Linked DNA regions of Homo sapiens: all the other regions are linked to region 1. The links are chromatin contacts, found by Hi-C or POLR2A ChIA-PET in ENCODE. All regions are on one chromosome and are shown on one strand. The core of a region is the stretch at or near the end of the contact, and the rest is flanking DNA. Distances in the headings are between cores, read along the strand shown.

What was found. Hi-C counts contacts between places; a loop is a spot of excess contacts on that map. ChIA-PET counts read pairs that join two places held with the same protein, here RNA polymerase II (POLR2A). Pooled maps may share reads with other maps.
Region 2: a loop to region 1 is called in a map of CD4-positive, alpha-beta T cell, with 9 times the contacts of the local background. The contact joins the promoter of RAB11FIP5 here to the promoter of HK2 in region 1. A Hi-C loop is called at or near these places in 1 of 168 maps with a recorded cell type or tissue (CD4-positive, alpha-beta T cell) and 6 of 50 pooled maps. POLR2A ChIA-PET finds 5 or more read pairs at or near these places in 1 of 52 experiments (MCF 10A).
Region 3: a map of B cell shows a loop between it and region 1 (7-fold over the local background). The contact joins the promoter of TPRKB here to the promoter of HK2 in region 1. A Hi-C loop is called at or near these places in 1 of 168 maps with a recorded cell type or tissue (B cell), 1 of 37 single-sample maps with no recorded cell type and 9 of 50 pooled maps. POLR2A ChIA-PET finds 5 or more read pairs at or near these places in 1 of 52 experiments (naive thymus-derived CD4-positive, alpha-beta T cell).

Annotation. Positions count from the first base shown.
Region 1 is chr2:74,832,768-74,835,694 of GRCh38, reverse strand. HK2 (hexokinase 2) reads right to left here and starts at 1,568. Exons shown (of 18, transcript NM_000189.5): 1 at 1,052-1,568. The coding sequence starts at 1,114. It overlaps HK2-DT (HK2 divergent transcript), which reads left to right and starts at 1,708. Exons shown (of 1, transcript NR_185897.1): 1 at 1,708-2,927. RefSeq lists enhancers at 127-196, 1-850 and silencers at 427-676, 1,597-1,826, 2,007-2,076.
Region 2 is chr2:73,111,442-73,114,368 of GRCh38, reverse strand. It overlaps RAB11FIP5 (RAB11 family interacting protein 5), which reads left to right and starts at 1,421. Exons shown (of 6, transcript NM_001371272.1): 1 at 1,421-2,022. The coding sequence starts at 1,592. RefSeq lists silencers at 1,093-1,252, 1,323-1,412, 2,570-2,813.
Region 3 is chr2:73,735,911-73,738,837 of GRCh38, reverse strand. TPRKB (TP53RK binding protein) reads left to right here and starts at 1,493. Exons shown (of 5, transcript NM_016058.5): 1 at 1,493-1,536. RefSeq lists enhancers at 1,052-1,111, 1,152-1,231.

The sequences.
Region 1 (2,927 bases), core at 319-2,818:
GCCAATCCCCTAATCCCGGGCATTTCAGAAACTCAATTCTGAGCGCGCCCCTGGCCCTGCCCGTCCCCGGCCCCGGCCCCATCCCCACCCCCATACCCCGAGGCGGGGAATGAGAGCTTCCCGGCTTGGCCTGAGGCTCTTTCTTATGTAAATGACCCGGCCGCGGTGAGCGCTCAGCCATAGGGAGCTGCGGAGCCAGGTGGGAACAGACAGGTCGAGGCTTAAGGAAAAAAAAGCTCGTTTTCGGAAGGACATAAATCTCAAGAATCTCAAGTAATCCAGGAACGCGGCGCGTTGGCCTCTCCGAGTAACTTTTAGGGCAAACCAGAAAGTAACAACCAAAGTCCTCCCCTTACTCAGAGGCAGATCCTGAGGACACGAGGCTGGGCGGTCCCGAGGCTGATTTGGAGGGGCGGGGGTTAATGGGGGACGCCCCTCGCCGAGCCTCAGTTCCGGGCGCCACAGTTCCGGGGAGGGGGCGCGGCGGGCGGAGTTCCTCTGCCCCTTTCCTACTCCTTCCCGGGTCAGCTTCTCCTCGAGCCCACCCCCGCAGGGCCGCGGGGAAGGAGAAGGGAACCGCTCGTCTCCTACACGCGGTCCGCGAGCGCGGACGGCCCCCGGCGGCCCCACGCGGCAGCGGAGCAGCCTCCCGCAGCCACGATTCTCTCCACGTGCTCTCGCCGGAACTCGCGCTGCAGAAGGGGGCTCCCTCCCACGTGGGCGCAGCAATCCCTGACTACCTGCGGGGTGACCCGCCCCTCCAGTAACAGGGAAAAAGGGACTGGGGGAGAGAGCGTGAGCGCGTGCCGGAGCTCAGGGAGGGAGGGCGCCCGGCGGAGCGCGACCTCGGCTCCCCGCCCGCGCGCACTCGCCGGCTGTGCTTAGCGGACGTGGCTCCTGGCGCCCAGGAGTGTCCCGGCTGCCCAAACTTTTTCCGCTCCCAGGCCCGGAGTAGGGAGGAAGCGGGTCCCCGCAGGGTCGAGGAAGAGACTGATGGAGGCCAGACCACTTTGCCAGAGCCCAGCCTGCCGCCCCGCCCGCGCTGACTTACCTTCTGCACTTGGTCATGGTTGAGCTCCGTGAAGAAGTAGGCAAGCAGATGCGAGGCAATCATCCTGCCGCGGCCCGACGGCGCAGAGTTGGGAAACCGAGGCGGAGACGCGAGAGGGGAGGCGGGCGGCGCGGTCCGACTGCTTTGTGCTGGGGCTCGGCTGCCGGGCCGGGAGCTGGGAGTCCGGACGGCGCACAAAGAAGGCTACCGGCGAGGGTGCGCCCGGCTGGCGGAGGGCGCGGGTCTCCGGAGACGTGATTTTGGCGTCACAACTGCTAGAAGGCGCCTCAGTTCTCTCCTGGCGACGTGTCCGGTTGTCCCACGTCAAGGCGCTAACTTCGGCCACAGGATCACTGAGGCTCAACTTGAGAAGAATCTCAGCCCGGCTCCACTCGGGCAGTGGGACCTCTCCGATTCACAGGCGCGTGGCTCGGGCCCGCGGATTTTCTTAGCTGGGTGACACGATGTTGCCAGCGGCAGCCCGGGACTCCTGCGCCGGAGTTTCATGCAACAATGTGGCTTATTGAGGGGCTGCCGGCCCGCGGGCCTCCGGATCAGTGACGTGCGCACGCCCATTGGCTGCGCGGGGAGGGTGTGTGCGCCCACGGACCGCCCGCCGCCGTGGCGCAGCCAATCATCGCTCACGGCTCGCGGGCGCGGCCGCTCAGACACCGGAGCCGGCAGCCTGGGGAGGCGCGCCGGGGGCGGGGGGCGGGGGAGGGGCGGGGCGCCTGAGATGGGACGTGTGGTCCGTGGCTAAAGGCTGGGACGGAAAGGCGCATGAGCCACCGCCGCGTCAGGCTCGGCTATGGGTGGGGGGAGCGTGATCGCGGACCCGGGGTGTGGGGCGACTGGAAAAACGGGCCTCTGGACCAGCACACGCCCTGTGCGGAGAGACACTGTCTGGCATCTCGGGATCATGTGAGGGGCTCCCACTGCCCAGTCACACGTCTAAAGCATCCTAGTTCTTACCTATTGTAGCACGGCCGGAAAGTGAGCCGCCTTAGCTGCTGATTGTACTAGAGCAGGCAATACAAGAGTCGGCCCATCCTCAAAACCACTGATAGGATGTGAGTTTCACTAACCCCGTTTTACAGATGAGGAAATTGAGGCAAGGCCAGGGCTCACACCTGTAATCCCAGCACTTTGGGAGTCCAAGGTTGGAGGGTTGCTTGAGACCAGGAGTTCATGACCAGCCTGGGCGACATAGTGAGACCCCCATCTTCCCAAATAAAAATAAATAAATCAGCCGGACATGGTGGCATGTGCCTGTAGTCCCTGCTGCTCAGAAGGCTAAGGTGGAAGGATAGCTTGAGCCCAGGAGTTCGAGGCTGCAGTGAGCTATGATCATACCACTGTACTCCAGCCTAGGTGACAGAGGGAGACCCTGTCTCAAAAAGAAAAGAGACTTACACGAGGTCACATAGCTAATAAGTGGCAGATAGGGAAGAGAACCCTTGTCCCTCTACTTTAAGGCCCTATTCGCTTGCCCCATTATCCCATGCTGCCTCTCTAAGAGCCAGAGAAGTAGGAGGTAGAAAAAGAGCATCTCTGCAGCTCTGGGACTGATGATGTGAATGAACTGGGTAGATGGTAAGTGTGTAACTGGGTGATCTTGGACATGGGATGGGGTGGGTGAGGAGGCTTACCAATGCTGAGAGGAGTGGAAGCTCCAACCCCAGCTAATGCTAGACACCAGACTCCAAATTTAAACACACAGTGGAAACTGGCAAGAATGAAATACTGACTTCAATACAGATTTCAAGAGACATGACATTAGCACTGGTGGAGAATGGCAAGCCTAAGGTTGGAAAAGGTTCAGGGAAGGAAGATGAAGGTCTGCCATGTTCTACTGAGGAGGAGTTTTTCAAACAGT
Region 2 (2,927 bases), core at 172-2,671, 1.7 Mb after region 1:
ACCAGTCTGTGGCCCAAGGGTTGGGGACCCCTGCTATAGAGGAACTAAAAATAATAGCATAACTACACAAGATTGAGGGATGGAAGTGGGTGTGAGCCAGCTAAATCATTATCTATCATAGGAGGAAGGCAACAGACAGTGGCCAGTCCTGATAAATGCAGATGTAGCTATGTGAGCATCTTAATGTAGTGATGTGGAGGTAACCATCAGACCTGAAAACACCAGTGGCTTTAAGCAGCATCCCTGGATTGAAGGATGGAGAGGGAGTTCTTGCTTTTCATTGCAAGCCATTCTGTCCTATTTGATTTTTTTAAAAAAGCTGTGTGTATTATTTTTAAATTATTATTTTAAAAGTACAGGCTCTGAAAGTTAAAAAAAAAAAAAACGCTCTGGGGGCATCTAGTGGATTCACAACCCTCCCCCATCTGAGCTGACATTTTATCTTCTGGAAAATAGGGATAAAAGCCATACTCACCCCACAGAGTTGCTCTGAGGATAAAATGAGGTAATGCATATAAAAGCGCACTGACCAGAGTTGGCTGAAATTCAGCATCTATAATTACTAAACATCGTTATTATCAATAATAAACCAAGTATACGTTAATACTTAGGCCCTGGCACACAGTAGGCACTTAATAATGGGTGGAAGTAGTTATTTAACCCCCCACCAGGGCCTGTAATTTCCCCCAACCCGTGACACACTGGCCCCAAGGCTCCGAGTGAACACTTAAATATTGATGTGGTTACTCATTTATTCATCACTCGGCTCTCCGCCGCAGAGTCTGAGGAGGGTGAGCCCCGCTCTCGGGCCTCCCGCGCCGCCGCATGGCCGCATCCCGGCCCCCTGCGCCGGGAGAGATTGGAGGCGGCGGCAGCTCACCCGCTTCCAGGTCGCCGATGCGGGACCGTCACGTGGCGGGGCGGCAATCGCTCCAGTTTCACTCCGGCATTTTCCCCCGCAGGGGCGGACTGGAGGAGGGGAGAGCGCGGCCCGGGGTCAGGGGAGCGGCGGGGGTCCCCATCACCCCAAGTCCGCGCCAAGAGGCTGGCCATCCCAGGAACTGCGGGCCGGGACCCTTTTACGGAGAGGGCTTTCCGGAGCAGGGACTTTTAGAAGGAAGACGTGGGATTGGCCTGGAGGCGCAGAGCGGGTTTTTCGTACCTGGCCGCGGGTGTAGGGCTCCCCACAAGCGAGGCCGGGTTGCTTCGGGCGCCCCCAGCCAGGGGCGGGGCCACCGCGGGAACTCCGCCCACCCTCTGCAGAGGCCGCGCACCGCCCCTTCCCGCTCCGGGCTGGTCTGCGGCTGCCGGGGCGCGAGCTGCGTGCCCGCATCCCTGTCGCACCGCCTCGCCGGTTGGGGCGGCGGGCGCGGGGCGGGGCAGGGGGCGGGGCGCTGACGTCGCGGCGCGGCCCGCGGCCAGCGGCCCGGTGAGGCGGGGAGGCGGCGGCCGGTCGGCCCGGCCCAGCCCAGCCCGCAGCTGCGGCGGCGCTCAGAGTTGGTTCCTGACCGCCTTCTGCCGCGGCCGGGTTTGTCACCAGGTCCTGGGGTCTGCACCGGCTCGGCCAGACCTCGCCCCCCGCTTCTCCGCCATGGCCCTGGTGCGGGGCGCGGAGCCGGCGGCGGGGCCTTCCCGCTGGCTGCCCACGCACGTCCAGGTGACGGTGCTGCGGGCCCGCGGGCTGCGGGGCAAGAGCTCGGGAGCGGGCAGCACCAGCGACGCGTACACGGTGATCCAGGTGGGCCGCGAGAAGTACAGTACGTCGGTGGTGGAGAAGACGCACGGCTGCCCCGAGTGGCGTGAGGAGTGCTCCTTCGAGCTGCCGCCGGGGGCCCTGGATGGCCTGCTGCGGGCGCAGGAGGCCGACGCGGGCCCGGCGCCCTGGGCCGCGAGCTCCGCCGCCGCCTGCGAGCTGGTGCTCACCACCATGCACCGCTCGCTCATCGGCGTCGACAAGTTCCTGGGCCAGGCCACGGTGGCGCTGGACGAGGTCTTCGGCGCAGGCCGCGCCCAGCACACGCAGTGAGTAGGGGGCGCGGGGGCACAGAAACGGCTAAAGGCCTAACAGGGCGGGGCTGGTGGGGGATCAGGACCCCGAACTTCAGCCGGGCCAGTGAGCCCTTGCCTCGTGCTTAAGGGCGTAAACCGACAGAAACGTTGGTTCTTCGCATTTCGGGGTCGTCTTCAAGCTTCCCAAACGTGCGCTGTGTGGGGCTCAGCCACTGGTGGTCCCTGGGAGGCCTGGGGGAGGTTTAAGTGGTGGCGAACGTTAGGAGTAGATTGTCAAGTAAAGTTAGGAATGAGATTCAGAGGCTTTGGGGCTATGGAAACCTCAAGAAGGGAAATCTTGGGGCCGTTCTTAGAACCTCCGGGCCTGCCTCCCTTTCCTCAAAGGGGAGGGGAACTGCGGGCGCCTGTCCGGCAGGGGAGTGGAGAGGCGCAGCCTTGCCCTACGGGGGAAGGAAAGCCAGGTGTCTTCCTCCAGGGCGAGGTTGAATGTTGATTACCCCGCTAAACGTAGAAGCTGGCTGCAGGGGGCATCTGCCTCTTGCTCTCAAGATGCCCTCCACTATCTAGAGATGTCACCCCCCCACCCCCATCCTGTCCCTCTGTGTCCTGTGTCCCTGGTCTGAGGATAGGAGGAGCTTCTAAGTTAAGGAAGGAAACACTTGAGTCAGCCTTCCAGTGGCCTGCCTGCCTGCCCTGCCCTGCCTGAGGTAGAGGCAGCGGCATGGTTAATGAACAGCAGGAGATTATCTCCCGGTCACTTCCACCTCAGTGGGCCAGGGTTTTTTTAAATCATTTATTTTGGCAGCATTTAACCTTGCCTGTGTTAAGATCAAGGCTTCAGCCTTGGAGCCCCATTTCCTGTTTTGGGCTTGGGCAGGAGCTGGAAGCCAGTCCCCGGGGCTGACAGCCTGCTGTGG
Region 3 (2,927 bases), core at 244-2,743, 1.1 Mb after region 1:
GCAATGGCGCGATCTCAGCTCATGGCAACCTCTGCCTCCCCAGATCACGTGATTCTCCTGCCTCAGTCTCTTGAGTAGCTGGCATTACAGGCATGAGCCACCATGCCTGGCTAATTTTTTATTTTTTAGTAGAGACGGGGTTTCTCCACGTTGGTCAAGCTGGTCTCGAACTCCCGACTTCAGGTGATCTGCCTGCCTCGGCCTCCCAAAGTGTTGGGATTACAGGCGTGAGCCACCGCACCTGGCCGAATGTTCTTCATGTTTTAGCCCAGTGTGTCATGCCTCCCCACCTCTTCCCCCTGCCCCTGCCCCCTGCAATTAGGCTGTTGCATTGCCACAAAGAAATACCTGAGACTGGGTAATTTATATAGAAACGAGGTTAAATTGGCTCATGTTTCTGCAGGCTGTACAGGAAGCATAGTACCACCATCTGTTTGGCCTCTGAGGAGGCCCCAGGGAGCTTTTACTATTGGCAGAAGGAGAAGAGAGAGCAGGCACATCACATGGTGAGAACTGGACCAAGAGACTGTGTTGGAGGGTGCCACACACTTCTAAATAACCACATCTTCCTGGCACTCACTCACTATTGCAAAGACACCAAGCCATGAGAGATCCACTTCCATGACCCAAACACCTCCCATCAGGTCCCACCTCCAAAAATGGGGACAATTCAACATGAGATTTGGCAGGGACATATATTCAATCCATCCCTGGACCCCCAAATCTCATGTCCTTCTGACATTGCAAAACATAATCATGCCTTCCCAATCACCTACCAAAATTTTAACTTGTTCCAGCATTAAACTCAAAAGTCCAAAGTGTCACAGGAGACATGGCCCAGAAAAAGAACTAATCCCAGCTCCTTGGGAGGCCAAGGCGGGTGGATCACGAGGTCAGGTGATCCAGACCATCCTAGCTAACACGGTGAAACCCCGTCTCTACTAAAAATACAAAAAATTAGCGGGGCGTGGTGGCGGGTGCCTGTAGTCCCAGCTGCTCGGGAGGCTGAGGCAGGAGAATGGCTTGAACCGGGACGCGGAGGTTGCAGTGAGCCGAGATTGCACCACAGCACTCCAGCCTGAGTAACAGAGCAAGACTCTGTCTCAAAAACCAAAGAAATCTCCAGCAGCGGAAATGTATGTAGAACTCATTTTGGTCAGTACTTTTCCTTGTACAGGAAGAAACTGAGGTCGCCCGGTGCAACGCCCAACACAGGTTAAGACAAAGCCGAGACTCAAAACCAGACCCCAGCTTCCGGTCCCAGCCCATAGATTCTTCCATTTCCTTCGCCGGAAGTGATATACAGCCCCTGTTCTCCTTCGCGTCCGTTGACGGGACCCAGGTTGGGGAGGCGGAAGAATGGGCGGGACCATGGGCGGAAGCACCCCTCCTACCAGGACCCGGAAACAGATGGCCACCCCGAGCCGGCCTATCCGGAAACTGGCTCGAAGAAGACGGGGATTGGCCATCGCTTCCGGAAGTTGTGAGCTTTGTTTCGGAGCGGGAGCTCTTCCGAGACGCACTGGGGGCCGGATGGTGAGTTTTCCTTGCGCTCTAACGGGCAGGCTCGGGAGCGGGAGGGTCCGGGCAGTTTTAGTAGTGTCTTTGGGACAACGGCTGCGGTTGGTATTTCTCAAGCGGCAACGAGGCCAGCCCCTGGGAATGCAGCACGAGAATGATAGAGTCAGGCTGTCCCCTCAAGAAATAGTTTAGTGAGGAGACATGCAGCGGATAGGCGCAGGATTCTTCAGAGTTGTGATTGGGCCCAAAAAGGAGCTAGTCCTCAGACTAAAAAGAGCCGTAGTGCCGGGGTTCTGGGCGCTGTAGTAAATGGACTCCAAATGGAGTTGAAGGGAGGGAGGAGTGCGTCAGGCGGAGATGAAAGGAGAGAGGGAACTACCTGTCCGATAGGGCAGAATCGGGGAGAAAGGTTGGTGACTTGAGCTTAGAGAAGGCCATTGCGGCGGTAGCAGAAGAGGAGAGGCAGGGACCAGATCGTAGAGTGTGGAACACCGTGACACAAAGTTGGGGCTTTATCATAAGAGCAGCAGAATGACAAGATCTGATGTACATTTTGAAAGGATCACTGTAACTGCTGGTGACGACTGGATTATAGGAGGGCAGGAATTGTGAGAAACCACTCAGAAGGCTACTGCTGTAGATGAGCGATGTGACCTAGCGTATGGGAGAGAAGTGGACGAATCAAAAGTATATTTAGCAGGTGAAAATTCAGGACTTTACGGATTAGATATAGGATTTGAGTGACAGGTTGGGTCTCAACGATGATTCCAAGTTTCTGACCTGAGTGAGTAAATTACGCTAAACAAGAACAAACTATTTTGAAGTTTTCTAAGGGTTCTTCCCCCCACTCAGTGTTAAAAAGCACGTTTTTTTCCTTTCTTATTATGTGTACTCATGTTTTGTGTGCTTACTGTAGAAAATTCAGAACATACATAACAAAATATTTTCTTTTATATAAAGGACAATAAAAATCACCTCATAACCTCACTACCCAAGATGGTCATATTTTAGTGTTTCTTTCATGTATTTTAAAAAAATATGTGTATCTTTTTATATAATTGGGATCCTACTGATTATGTCTTTCTGTATCCATTTTTTCCACCTTAGCATGACTAATGATTGAACTGTGTGCCAGGATATCGTTCACAAATATATTTTTTTCTGTTTGTAACAGAAAAAGTCAAATTAATTCTAAATAAGAGATAACATTAACTTTTTGGTGTATTTTCTTTTTAATATTTGTTTAAAAGCCTTTTAAAAAACCCACATTTTGGCCAGTTTGTGTTTTGTTTTCCATTCAGATGTTTTTACTTACTTAATGTTATTTATTGCCGTTTTTACACACCGTCAAGACCACATGTTTTAATGGTTGTTAAATAACAACTAATCCCATCATTAGCTAGATA